Linked DNA regions of Homo sapiens: region 2 is linked to region 1. Evidence: chromatin contacts called from ENCODE Hi-C or POLR2A ChIA-PET data. All regions are on one chromosome and are shown on one strand. The core of a region is the stretch at or near the end of the contact, and the rest is flanking DNA. Distances in the headings are between cores, read along the strand shown.

Region 1 (6,724 bases), core at 3,106-5,605:
CAGTATTTAGTCCATTTTCATTTAATGTAATTGTCAATATAATTGGGCTAAAATCTACTATATTTCCAGTTGTTTTTTATTCGTGGCATCAATTCACTTTTCTCTACTTTCTTGATTTCTTTTAGACGAATTAAGTAATTTTAGAAAGTTCACCTTACTCCTTTATTAGCTTGTTAATTATGCATGCTTTTAGTATTCTCTTAGTAATTGCACTTGAGTTGTACTACCTAATAGTACAGCCACATGTTGTTTAAAACAGCTTTACTGAGATATGATTGATATACAACAAATGGCATATAAAGTATATAATTTGATAAGTTTTGACATATGTATGACATATATGACAGTCATATAGACACACTCATATATATATTCATGTGCCATTTCAGTCAATGACCGACCACATATATGATGGTGGTCTCATAAGATTATAATACGGTATTTTTACTGTACCATTTCTATGTTTAGATATATTTAGATATGCAAATACTTACCATTGTGTTACAATTGCCTACAATATTCAATACAGTAACATGCTTTGTAGGTCTGCATCTTAGGAGTAATAGTCTAGACCATATAGCCTAGGTGTGTAGTAGGCTATACCATCTAGGTTTTGCATAAGTACATTCTATGATGTTGGCATAATGACGAAATCACTGACGATGCTTTTCTTGGAACTTATGCCTGTCATTAAGTGACGTATGACTGTATATATTTGAGTGGAACTATCACTGCAGTCAGGATAGTGAACATATATATTACCTCCAAAATATTTCGTATGCCCTCTTGAATCCTGTCCTCCTGCCCCTCCCCACCCCTGCTCCTTTTAGGCATTTAGTTCTGTAAATTTTCTCCTAGCCTTGCTTTAGCGGCATCCCATGCATTTTGATATTTTGTTTTGATTTTAATTTAATTCAATACTACATAATTTCCTTTTGATTTCTTTTTTGACCCATGGATTATTTAGAGTTGTGTTATTTCATTTCCAAATATTTGGGGATTTTCCAGACATGTTTCTGTTGTCCAGGCCAATAACAAATTCCTGACGCCATGAAGTCAAAGATCTAACTCCCCAGGGGGAGAGTTATGCCCAAGAACCATCGGTATTTTGTGTTAGTGGTCATTGCCAGAGTGAATTCCACAGTGTTTGTGATAAACCCTAATAATTCCACCAGAGGGCAGCAAGCCAACATGAAAATTCTATTAAAAAGTCTTTTTTTAGAGACAAGAGTTTGGCTCTGCCGCCCAGGCTGGAGTGCAGTGGTGTGACCTCGGCTTACCGAACCCTGGCCCCACCGCAGACTCAACCTCCCAGGCTCAAGTGATTCTCCCACTTCAGCTCCCCATCTGCGAGTAGCTGGAATATAGGTGCGCACCACCGCACCTAGTTAATTTTTGCATTTTTTGTAGAGATGGAGTTTCATCATGTTTCCCAGGCTTGTCTTGAACTCCTGGGCTCAAGCTATCCATCTGCCTCGGCTGCCCAAAGTGCCGAGATGACAGGCGTGGGCCACTGTGCCTGGCCAGACAGAAGTTTTCAAGTAAAGAATAAATTTAGCTGAAGAGCAGTGTCAAATTATTTCTATCCCCACCCTCCTGAATTAAATCTTCGTAGTCTCTGATTCTCTTTGTCATATTCTTAACCATTTGGATTCTTTTCAGTGCGTCTGTGTTTGTTCCTTTTCCCCAGTATGACCCCTTTCTATTTTTTTTTTTTTTTTTTTTTTTGAGACAGAGTCTTGCTGTGTCGCCCAGGCTGGAGTGCAGTGGCACGTTCTTGGCTCACTGCAACCTCCGCCTCCCAGGTTCAAAAGATTCTCCCACCTCAGCCTCCTGAGTAGCTGGGATTACAGATGCCTGCCACCTTGCCCAGATAATTTTTGTATTTTTAGTAGAGATGGGGTTTCAACATGTTAGCCAGGCTGGTCTCAAACTTTTGACCTCAAGTGATCTGCCCGCCTCGGCTTCCCAAAGTGCTGGGATTACAGGCGTGAGCCACCTTGTCCAGACCCTTTTCTCTATCTTTATGAAAACATCTCTCCAGTAGATCTTCAGAGTAAAAAAAAAAAAAAAAAAAGGAAAAAAGAAAAGAAAAAAGAAAAAGAAAAGAAAACATCCAGCAAGGTCTCGGAGGAAAAATAGAAAATTAGAAGACTGGAGTGAGTCATGTTGATTTTCTGGTGTAAAATTTGTATCGAAACCTTACATAAATACTGAAGAATTCACAAGTTGTAAATATACAGCTTGGTGACTGATTTTGATATCCAGACAGTTTTTTTCCCACTTGCACACACTCCCCGCAAGAATGCATGCTGGTTTGTAAAGTCATTAATTTACTGGTGCATCAGTGGATGGCTCTGTGTCTTCTGGCTTTATCTTGGCCCAGAAAGACAGGAATTAACGTTGAGCCTAGTAGTCTTTGGCCTTTGTGCCAAAGCAGTCTGTGGGCCAGCCTTGTGTAGTGATCAAGCAGTATGTTTAGATGTCAGGCATGACACGGGTTAAAAAGCCAGCTAGGGGAAAAATGGGAAGTGGCATTTTGCGATCTCATCAAACAATCTTGATATAAACTTAGAGAACAACCTCTTGGCAAATGGAGAGCAGCTGTAGGTTTCTGACTGAATGTGCAAGAAGAACGTGAATGAAAGAGATATACTAGGTGGGAGCAGTCAGGGTAGACTTCCTGGAGGAAGTGGACAGTGTTGTGTGGATTCACACTTTGGAGATATCAAAGAGGAAGAGTATTCCAAGTGGGGGTAACAAATAACAAGGGAGGCAAAAAAGAAAAGTATGAGGGAACAACAGGATGTTGTCAGGAAACTAAGGCTGAGCTGAAATCCAGGTGACCCAGAGAAGCCTTGAGAAGGCTTGTGGCATCTTGTGGAGCAAGTGGGGAACTTGCTCTGTTTGAGAGAATATGCCTGGAATATATGGGATATCATTTAAATTTTCTAAAGGTTATCTACAAGATAATTTCAGAGAATATTCGCTCCCACCTCAGCGTAGGAAACAATGAAACCCTGAAACATTTATTTATTTATTTTCCTTGCTTTTCTTTTTTCTTTCTTTTTTTTTTCTTGAGATGGAGTCTTACTCTGTCACTCAGGCTGGAGTGCAGTGGCGTAATCTTGGCTCACTGCAACCTCCGCCTCCTGGGTTCAAGCAATTCTCCTGCCTCAGCCTCCCGAGTAGCTGGGACAATAGGCATGTGCCGCTATGCCTGGCTAATTTTTTGTATTTTTAGTAGAGACGGGGTTTCATCATGTTGGCCAGACTGGTCTTGAACTCCTGGCCTCAAGTAATCTGCCCGCTTTGGGCTTCAAAAGTGCTAGGATTACAGGTGTGAGCCACTGCACCCAGTCTTTTCCTTACTTTTTATTTTATTTATTTATTTATTTATTTTTTAATTGATCATTCTTGGGTGTTTCTCACAGAGGAGGATTTGGCAGGGTCACAGGACAATAGTGGAGGGAAGGTCAGCAGATAAACAAGTGAACAAAGGTCTCTGGTTTTCCTAGGCAGAGGACCCTGCGGCCTTCCGCAGTGTTTGTGTCCCTGGGTACTTGAGATTAGGGAGTGGTGATGACTCTTAAGGAGCATGCTGCCTTCAAGCATCTGTTTAACAAAGCACATCTTGCACCGCCCTTAATCCATTCAACCCTGAGTGGATACAGCACATGTTTCAGAGAGCACAGGGTTGGGGGTAAGGTCACAGATCTACAGGATCCCAAGGCAGAAGAATTTTTCTTAGTATAGAACAAAATGAAAAGTCTCCCATGTCTACCTCTCTCTACACAGACACGGCAACCATCCAATTTCTCAATCTTTTCCCCACCTTTCCCCCCTTTCTGTTCCACAAAACCGCCATTGTCATCATGGCCCGTTCTCAATGAGCTGCTGGGTACACCTCCCAGACGGGGTGGTGGCCGGGCAGAGGGGCTCCTCACCTCCCAGTAGGGGCGGCCGGGCAGAGGCGCCCCTCATCTCCCAGACGGGGCGGCTGGCCGGGCGGGGGGCTGACCCCCCACCTCCCTCCCGGACGGGGCGGCTTCCTTACTTTTTAAAAATACGTTTGTCTTCAACTATTGGATATCTTCATCTAATTTCTAGTGTTTTTTTTGGTTGTTGTTGGCTTATTTGATTTTTACTTTTTGGTTAATAACAAACCTTTTAAGGAGTTACATAGACTCTTATCAGTTTACTTTTCTAATTTGTTTTCTCCTGAATTCTCAGTTACCTTGGATTGATTGTGCTTTGGGTTCATCTTGCTTTTTCTTAGTGGCTACTTTCAGTTTCCTTCCTCTTCAGTTTGGCAATTTTTTCCCTTTTCAAGCAAGGAGCTCCTCCCTGTTGAGGCGTCACGGGTGGCGGGCAATCCTTACCCGGATCCTCCCACAGCTTGCTCTCTGGAAGCTCACACTGCACCGTAATTATGAAACTTTTGATATTGTCCCTGATGGCTTCTGATGCAAGCTGGGACAGCATTTGTCTGTTGATAAGTGAAACCAAGTTCCTGAGATCTGGCTCTCTTTTGCCCTTCTATCCAATACCAGCAAGGCCCTAGTTTCAGAGCATTTTGGGGACTTATGATCCCTTCTAGTTACCTCTGCATCTGTGCCCCTTTTCCCCTCAAATTAGTTCATAGAGATTTTTGAAGCACCCATGTTACTCAAATAGGCCCATTTTTAGCATGTGGGAGGTAAGGCCTAGATGTGAATCCCTCATAAGCCAGGCAGATCAAACTGTGTGTATGCATGCAGATTTGGCCCAGGAACACTCTTCTCCTTCAGGGCCCATTGTCTACAAGGACAGAAAAGAATTCTTAAGGCCATTCACTATCTCACATTTTCTGTTATTTTTCTGTCTTTTCCTTTTCCCCCTACCCACAGAGAAACATTAGAATCATTGCCCTTTAGAAGAGCAGAACTATGATGCCTCCTGTCAGGGATGGAACGAGGCATTCCATGCAGATGACAACCCAAAGAGAGCAAGAGTGGCTCTATTTATATCAGACAAAATCGACTTTAAGTCAAAAACTGTCACAAGAGACATTAAAGTATATTATATAATGAAAAAAGCATCAATCCACCATGAAGATATAACAATTATAAATATATGCACTCAATATCAGAGCACCTAAATATATGAAACAAACAATGACAGAACTGAAGGGAGAAATAGCCAGCCATACAAAAATAGTAGGAGACTTCAACACTGTACTTTAAATAATGGATAGAACATTCAGACAGAAGATTAATAAGGAAACAGGGGACTTAAACAACATTATAGACCAAATGGACCGAACAGAAATACACAGAACGTTCCACCCTACAGCAGTAGAACACACATTATCCTCAAATGCACATGGAACTTTCTCCAAGGTAGATCACAAGTTGGGTCACAAAACAAGTCTTTGCAAATTTAAGAGACTGAAATCATACCATGTATCTTTTCTGACCATGATGGAATGAAACTAAAAATCAATGGCAGAAGGAAAAATAGAAAGTTCACAAATATGTGGAAATTAAACAACACACTCTTGAACAACAATTAGGCCATAAAAATAAAAAAAGAAATTAGGAAATATCTTGAGATAAATGAAAAGAAAAGCACAACATACCCAAACTTACAGGATAAAAGCAGTACTAAGCAAAGAAGTACTAAGAGGTACTTTATTGCAATACACATCTGCAGTGAAAAAGAAGAAAGATCTCAAGTAAATAGTCTAACTTCGTGCCTCAAGGAGAGGAGAAGAAGATGAAGAAGAAGAGGAACTAAGCCTAAAATTAGTGAAGGAAATAACAAAGATTAGAGTAGGAACCAAGAAAATACAGAATAGAAAAGCAATAGAAAAAAAATCAACAAATTTTTTGAAAAGAATAACAAAAGAATTGGTTTTTTGAAAAGATAAACAAAATCAACAAATCCCTAGTTAGGCTAAGTAAGAAAGAGAGAAGACTCAAATAAACAATATCAGAAATAAAAGAGGAGACATTACAACTGATGCCACAGAAATAAAAACATGAGGCTATAATGAACAATTCTATTCCAACAAACTGGATAATCTAGAAGAAATGAATAAATTCACAAAACCTTCCAATCTACGATGACTGAATCATGAAGAAATACAAAGTCTGAACAGACTTATAACTAATGTGGAGGTTTAGTCAATAATCAAAAATGTTCCCCAAACGAAGAAGTCCAGGACCAGATGGCTTCACAGGTGAATTCTTCCAAACATCTCAAGAAGAATTAATGCCAGTTCTTCTTAAACTATTTTTAAAAATTGAAGAAGAGGGCACACTTCCAAATTTATTTTATGTGGCCAACATTATCCCGATACCAAAGCCAAACAAAGACACCACAAGAAATGAAAACTGCAGGTCAATATCTCTGATGAATATACATATAAAAACTCATAACAAAATACTAGCAAATCAAATTCAACAGTACATTTAAATGATCGTACATCCTGACTGAGTGGCATTTATCCCTAGGATACAAGTATGGATCAACATACAAAAATAAATCAGTGCGAAATGGCCTATTAACAGGGCAAAGATATAAAGATAACATGATCATCTCAATAGATGCAGAGAAAGCATTTGACAAAATTCAATACCCTTTCGTGATTAAACAATTTTTCAACAAACTGGAAATAGAGTCTCAACATCATCAAGACCATATATAAGAAAATTTTCACTGTTGAGTATTATATTAGATG
Region 2 (7,583 bases), core at 299-2,798, 340 kb after region 1:
CTCTTCACTCCCAATGTTTACCTTGGATACTGTAAAAATAAGAAAATTCATACATATATATCCACAATATCAGTATTATACCCAAGAAAATTAACAATTCTAGAATTTTTTCTAATATTCAGTAAATATTTATTAAATTTTCCTAATTGTCCCAAGAATGTCTTTTATTTATGTTTATGTTTTATTTTTTGAGACAGGGTCTCACTCTGTTGCCCAGGCTGGGGTGCAGTGGTGCAATCATGGCTCACTGCAGCCTCGACCTCACTGGGCTCAGGTGATTTTCCTGCCTCAGCCCCCCATGCAGCTGGTACTACAGGCAGGTGTCACCATGCCTGGCTAATTTTTTGTGGGTGTTTTTTTGTGGGTTTTGTTTTTGTTTTGCTGTTTTGTTTTGTTTTTAGAGAAAGGGTTTCACCATGTTCCCCAGGCTGGTCTCAAACTCCTGGGCTAAAGCAATCCACCTCCCTCAGCCTCCCAAAGTCCTGGAATTACAGGTGTGAACCACCAAGCCTGGCTCCCAAGAGTCTTTTACAACTTTTTCGAATCTGTATTCAGTCAAATGTGTTGTATCTCTTTAAATCTAGAATAGTTCCTTCCATCTTTGGTGCGTTTTGGTTTTTTTTTTAATGACCAAAGCTATTTAAAGAATCTACACTGGTATGTCCCATTTCTGTACTTATCTTAAGGTATTGTTTAACATTTTCCCCTACTCACTAAATTCCCGTAAACTTGAAGTTAGTTCTACACTCAGCTTGATTAGATTTGGGTTACACTTCTTTCTTTTTCTTTTTTTTTTTTTTTTGAGACAGGGTCTTGCTCTGTCACCCAGGCTGGAGTGCAGTAGCACGATCATAGCTCACTGCAGTCTCGAACTCCTGGGCTCAATCGACCCTTCTGCCTCAACCTCCCAAGTCACTTGGACTACAGGCACATGCCACCACACCTGGCTAATTCTATGTGTGTAGAGACAGGGTCTTGCTATGTTGCCAGACTGGTCTCCAACTACTGGCCTCAACAACTCTCCCACCTTAGTCTCCTAAAGTGCTAGGATTACAGGCCTGAGCCACTGCACCCAGCCAGGTTAAACATTTTTGATGACGATAAGTCATAGATAATACTGTGTACTTCACATTGTATCACTACAGGAAGTACATGATGTTAAGTTATCCACAATTCATTATGCTAAATTCGAGCTCTTGGTTAAAGTGGCAACTACCACATCTGTCTATTGTAGAGTAACATTTCCCCTGCGCTGTTACTACGGCACCATGCAAATATCTTGCTTCCCAATAAACTTTTACCTAATGGTTTTTAGTGCCATTGCTAAATATTGACTGAATTAATCATTATTCATTACAAAGAGTTGCAAAAACAATAATTTGTAATTCTTTCATTACTTCTACATTCATAAACTGGTATTCTTTTGTTTTAAAATTTTCCTTTTTCTTCCTATGCCACATCTTTTCTTCTCTTTTTTGAAGATCACCAAGGAGTCACGAATTTTCCTTTATTCAGAATGTTGCAATAATCTATGTTCAAGTTATTCTGAAGTTGGGCAATAGGAGTCCCTGCAATCTGGCTGTTGACATAACCCCATTAGTCTTTGAAGACTTCCTTGCTGTATGTAACAAAAAACATTCCTGAAAATACTTTAGATTGTTTATACTTATTCACCAATCAGTAAGTTCTTGACTCTGAGTTCAACACAACCACAAAATGAGCTGCCGGAAAGTGAAAAGGACTCCTAGAAAGGAGAAAACAAGAGGGAAGCAACCATAAAATCTGTATATAAACTCTGCCCAAATCTTTGGCTAACCTCTAAAAGACACATGCACAAGGAAGTCTGTAAGCAGCCCAGCTAAGGATGAAAGAACTAAACCAAAATTTGTATTGCCAACTAAGAGACAGAGTTTGCAGCTTCAGTCATGTCTTAAGACATTTCAGAAACATAATAAAACATGTTTAACTTTATTTAGCCATTCTACAATGTATACATATTTCAAAACATCATTCTGTACACGATAAATATATGCAACTTTTATTTGCAAATTTAAATAGCCAGGCACAGTGGCTCAGGCCTGTAATCCCAACACTTTGGGAGGCTGAGGCGGGCAGATTATTTGAACTCAGGAGTACGAGACCAGCCTGGGCAACACAGCAAAACCCTGTCTCTACTAAAAACACAAAAAGCAGTCTGGTGCAGTGGCATGTACCTGTAGTCCCAGATAGTGGGGAGGCTGAGGCAGGAGAATCCCTTGAGCCAGGGAGGCAAATGTTGCAGTGGGCCAAGAAAATTTATTTTCCAGAAAGTTAGTTAGTGATACAACCTAAAAGTGTAAGTGTGGGTTTTTTGGTTACTTAATTTCATATATATATATATATATATATGTATACACACACACATTCCGGAATATATATATATATATATATATATATATATATATATATATATATATAAAATATTCTGGAAAAAAATGTGTGTATATATATATATATATATATATATATATATATATATATATATATACACATACATATTCTGGAAAATATTTTTTTTCCAGACGGAGTATTGCTCTTGTTGCCCAGGCTGGAGTGCAATGGTGCAATCTTGGCTCACCACAACCTCCACCTCCCAGGTTCAAGCAATTCTCCTGCCTCAGCCTCCCAGGTAGCTGGGATTACAGGCATGGGCCACCATGTCCAGCTAATTTTGTATTTTTAGTAGAGATGGGGTTTCTCCATGTTGGTCAGGCTGGTCTCGAACTCCCGACCTCAGTTGATCTGCCCACCTCGGCCTCCCAAAGTGCTGGGATTACAGGCTGGAAAATAAATTTTTAGAAACATTATGCTATTATAAGCCAACTCTTTTAAAAAATATATAGCCAAAAGGAGATTTTATTTCTTAAACACATGAATTTGAAGGCAGATAATAAACAAAAAAAGCCCATCAAGTATAATAAATCACAACAAACTGGACAACCAACTGGCAACGTGATACCAAGGTGAAAAAAATCATTTTATACATACCTGAATTACCTCATAAAGATGTATCTGAACACTCCCTAACAAGAAAGCACGTTTTTCTCTATTGTCATATTGTATGAGTTCCAATAAAATATTATTCCGCTTATCATCATAACGTCTGGGAACCTCAATATCAAAATATATAAGAAAAGAAGCATTAAATTTGAGCCTAAATATTTCTGAACACATACATCCAATATACTATTACTATATTATGCAAATATTATTATGCAAATACTATTGCATACTATATTATGCAAATAAATATTATTTGCATACCTAGTGATACGTTTTTGTATGTCATTAGCTTTATAACTTTCAACCTCACAGTCACATATATACTAATATCAACAAAATGAAGATCTTGCTTATATCTAACGGCAATTATCATCTTTTGGAAACACCCATTACCTACATTCTCTTTTTAACACTACACAAAAGTTCACCCTCAATACTCTATTGAAACTACACTATCAAAGATAATCAACTACCCAATACGAAATCCAAATAATCCAGATAATCCAAATACAGGTTATCCAAATATCCAACACTAAAAAATATCTAATATCCTTTTCAGTCTCTGTTCTTTAACTTTTTGACAAAATATATACCATTGCCTGAACTTGAAACTCTCTCCCAACCCTGAGCTCTGGAGCACAGTACCATTATTATGTAATCTTTAATATCTGTACACTATTGCTAATTAGAAAAAAAGTCATGCCTCCCCACTCCTAAGAATCCAGGTGCCTTCCTGCAGTGTTTCTCCTGATGGTTGAAATCAGAGCCGATATCAGCCTTCTTAAAGTTATGCTAGTGACTGTCTTCCCCCAAGAAATGAGAAAAAGGAATGCAAGCCCTGTGTGCCAGCAGACTAGTTAAGAGGGCAGGCTCCATTTTTCAACAATTTGGCATCTTGATTATTGGAAACAGTAGAAAACTACAAATGCTCAATAAAATATTTAAAATACCATTTTAAAAGCAAAACAGGGTTAATAAAATGGTGAGAAGTAATCATATAAAACTCCAAGTATTGACAGACACTCAGAGAAGTAAACTAGACCCTGAAGTTACATTTGCCCTCAGGGCACTTCCCAATCAGGTGACCTAAAACTGCAGTTCATATGGTCTTGAAAGGCAAAGAACAGAGAAGACAAGACATGATACATTTAACAGAGGGTCCTTCCCCAACCATCCTCCCAGAAAGCTGAGAACCCAAAGGGCTACGGCTTCAGTGAATGGAGAACCCCTTCTCCCATCACATCTACAGAAGGCTGCAAGGAAAGTTGTACTGCTGAGTAGAACGGAGTGTTGGGTCCCTAATAAGCTATAAACAAAAACCGGTTCAGTGAAATTGCAGCCTAAAGTCACAGTCACTGAATCTTATAAAAAATTTCGAGCCAGATACTTAAAATGGTTTACATGGTAAACATTATATTATGTATATTTTGTCATAACATAAACAAATAAACAGGACGACTTATATTTTTTAAAATATCTCAAGTGGAATTTAGTTGAAAATGGTCCCAAACTGGTAGTGGGCTCGGTTGCCTTAGAAGAAACACAAATCTTGCGTAGAGCTCCTACTTTCATCCTAGACCTCAAAGAAGTTCCACAAATAATTTTCCAAGGAAAATGAGCAGTTAACAGTCAAAAATAACTCAGTCAGCATGGAAACAAAGCGCCACAAATGAGAAGAGCAAAAATAGACCCCCAAAACACCTTAAATATTGGAATTTTAAAGAGCTATGTTTACTATGTTTAAAGGAACAAAAACCAAACTGAAAATATACTCCTGGCACAGGAAACTTTAAAAATGATTTAACAAACCTAAACAAGGAACAACTTGTAGAAAAGAAAACTAAAACAATTGAATAAAAACACTATATCAACTCAACCACAAATCTGATGCAGCTTTGGAGAATTAACGAACTAGAATTAAGGAATCCCAGCACTTTGGGAGGCCAAGGTGGGTGAATTGCTTCAGCCCAGGAGTTTGATACTAGCCTCGGCAACATGGCAAAATCCCATCTCTACAAAAAAATACAAAAAGTAGCCAAGCATGGTAGTGCACGTCTTTAGTCCCAGCTACTCAAGAGGCTGAGATAGGAGGATCACTTGAGCTCAGAAGGTTGAGTCTGCAGTGAGCCGTGATCGCGCCACTGCACTCCAGTGTGGGTGACAGAGGGAGACCCTGTCTCAATAAAACTAATAGTAATAAAATAAAATAAAGATCAGAAGAATTACTTGGAATGCTGGGCAGAGAGACAAAGTGATGAAAAATATTTTTTATAGGTTAAAAGACATGGAAGATAGTGTAAGAATACCTAACGTAAGTTAACCAGAGTCCAAGGAAAGGAAATAAAGGATTAAGAAAATGGAGCAGAGAAGCACTATTTTAAGAAATAATAGCTAGCCAGGCATGGTGGCTCATGCCTGTAATCCCAGCACTTTGGGAGGCCGAGGTGGGTGAATCACAAGGTCAGGAGTTCGAGACCAGCCTGACCAACATGGTGAAACCCCATCTTTACTAAAAATACAAAATTTAGCCGGGCATGGTGTCGCACGCCTGTAATCCCAGCTACTCAGGAGGCTGAGGCAGGAGAATCGCTTGAACCCGGGAGGCAGAGGTTGCAGTCAGCCAAGATCGTGCCACTGCACTCCAGCCTGGGTGACAGAGCAAGACTCTGTCTCAAAAAAAAAGAAAGAAAGAAAGAAAGAAATATTAGCTAATAATTTTTCATAACTAATGAACATCATCAATCCAGGTTAAGCAGCCAATAAATCCCAACATAATATACAGAAACCCAAATACAAACACATCAGAGTGAAATTAGAAGAAAAAAATATATAACACACACAGAAAGAGGAAGATACATTATTTTCAAAGGTGACAGACTGACAAGTGACTTCTCTTCAACAAATATGGAAGCTAAGAGATAGTGAAATACTTCAGAAAATAACTGCAAATTTACAATTCTATACTCAAAAAAAATTTCATTCAAAAATGAGAATGACATAAAGACCTGCAAACTAACAAAAGAACAGAAAACCAAACACCGCATGTTCTCACTCATAAGTGGGAGTTGAACAATGAGAACACATGGACACAGGGGAGGGGAACATCACACACCAGGGCCTGTCGAGGGGTGGGGGGATAAGGGAGGGATAACCTTAGGAGAAATACCTAATGTAGATGACGGTATGATGGGTGCAGCAAACCACCATGGCACGTGTATACCTATGTAACAAACCTGCACGTTCTGCACATGTATCCCAGAACTTAAAGTATTAAAAAAAAAATTCCCTACAGAACAAGAAAAAAAAAAAAAAAGACCAGGCAAACAAAATCATTATGTCACCAACTAACTCTCATAGGAAAAATAATTTTAAATAAATAGTTCTGACAGAAGGTAACTGACCCCAGGAGGATGATCTGAGCTGTAAGAAAAGTTAAAGTGGCAAATATGTAGGTAAACTAAACAAATATAGACTATATTAAATAAATACAAATTACAACTCAAGGGAATTAAAAATACAAAAAAAAGAGACAATAATAACATATTAGTTGAGGGTGATAAATGGAATTAAAGTTTCTAAGATCCTTGCTCTTCCCAGGAGAAGGATGAAAGATGAGGATATTGTTAAACATTGGATTTGATAAGCATACATAATTTCTATGATAGCCATTTTTAAAAAGAGTAGTGTATAATCTCCAAAACAAGAAAGAAGAAAAATGGAATGAAATTGTAAAATACAGTTGACCCTTGAACAACATGGTTTGAGCTGCATGCGTCCACTTACACATGGTTTTTCAATAAAAGTTAGACCCAATGTGCCTGCCTCTCCTGCCTCTCCTTCTACCTCCTCCACCTCTTCCTCCTCCGCCACCCTTGAGACAGCAAGACCAACCTCTCTTCTTTCTCAGCCTGCTCAATGTGAAAACGACAAGAATGAAGACCTTTATGATGATCCTCTTCCACTTAATGAACAGTAAATACGCTTTCTCTTCCCTATGATTTTTTTAACGTTTTCTTTTCTCTAGTTGCGTTATTGTAAGAATACAGTATATAATACATAACATACAAAATATGTGTCGATCAACTGTTTATGTTATTGGTAAAAATTCTAGTCAACAGTAGACTATTAGTAGTCTACTGACTGGGGAAGTCAGTTTTGACTGCAGAGGGGGGTCAGTGCCTCAGTGCCTGTGTTGTCCAAGCATCAACCGTACTCAATCCCAGAGATGAAGAAAAGAAGACAAAAGAGGAAAGAAGAAAAAAATAATCCATGGTTCAATTGGGATAAATAGAAAGCACAAAAGAAGGTAATAGATTTAAACTCAAATATATTATAATTATATAAAATGTAACAGATGCTACAGTAACGTTACATACATTAACATTACATATATTAACTACTACACTAACAGATGTAGATAAAATAAAAAGACTGTCAGACTGGATATTTTAAATCTATATTCAGTTTACAAAAGATACAGATAAAACATAATGTAATTTATATTTTTCTAATATAATATTCTATTTCATCAATATTTTCAA

The links. Hi-C counts contacts between places; a loop is a spot of excess contacts on that map. ChIA-PET counts read pairs that join two places held with the same protein, here RNA polymerase II (POLR2A). Pooled maps may share reads with other maps.
Region 2: a loop to region 1 is called in a map with no recorded cell type, with 4 times the contacts of the local background. The contact joins two enhancer-like sites. A Hi-C loop is called at or near these places in 6 of 37 single-sample maps with no recorded cell type and 3 of 50 pooled maps. POLR2A ChIA-PET finds 5 or more read pairs at or near these places in 1 of 52 experiments (activated naive CD8-positive, alpha-beta T cell).

What each region holds. Positions count from the first base shown.
Region 1 is chr2:201,235,381-201,242,104 of GRCh38, forward strand. It overlaps a transcript of CASP8 not described here. Among named protein-coding and RNA genes, the nearest start is that of CASP8, 22 kb to the right of the region's middle. Within about 2 kb of position 4,356, at least 11 of the 41 ENCODE cell types and tissues checked have a DNase peak (open chromatin) inside an H3K27ac peak, as active enhancers do.
Region 2 is chr2:201,579,068-201,586,650 of GRCh38, forward strand. It overlaps CATSPERT (catsper channel auxiliary subunit tau), which reads right to left. Exons shown (of 16, transcript NM_001168221.2): 5 at 3,028-3,150. Among named protein-coding and RNA genes, the nearest start is that of CATSPERT, 36 kb to the right of the region's middle. Within about 2 kb of position 1,549, at least 2 of the 41 ENCODE cell types and tissues checked have a DNase peak (open chromatin) inside an H3K27ac peak, as active enhancers do.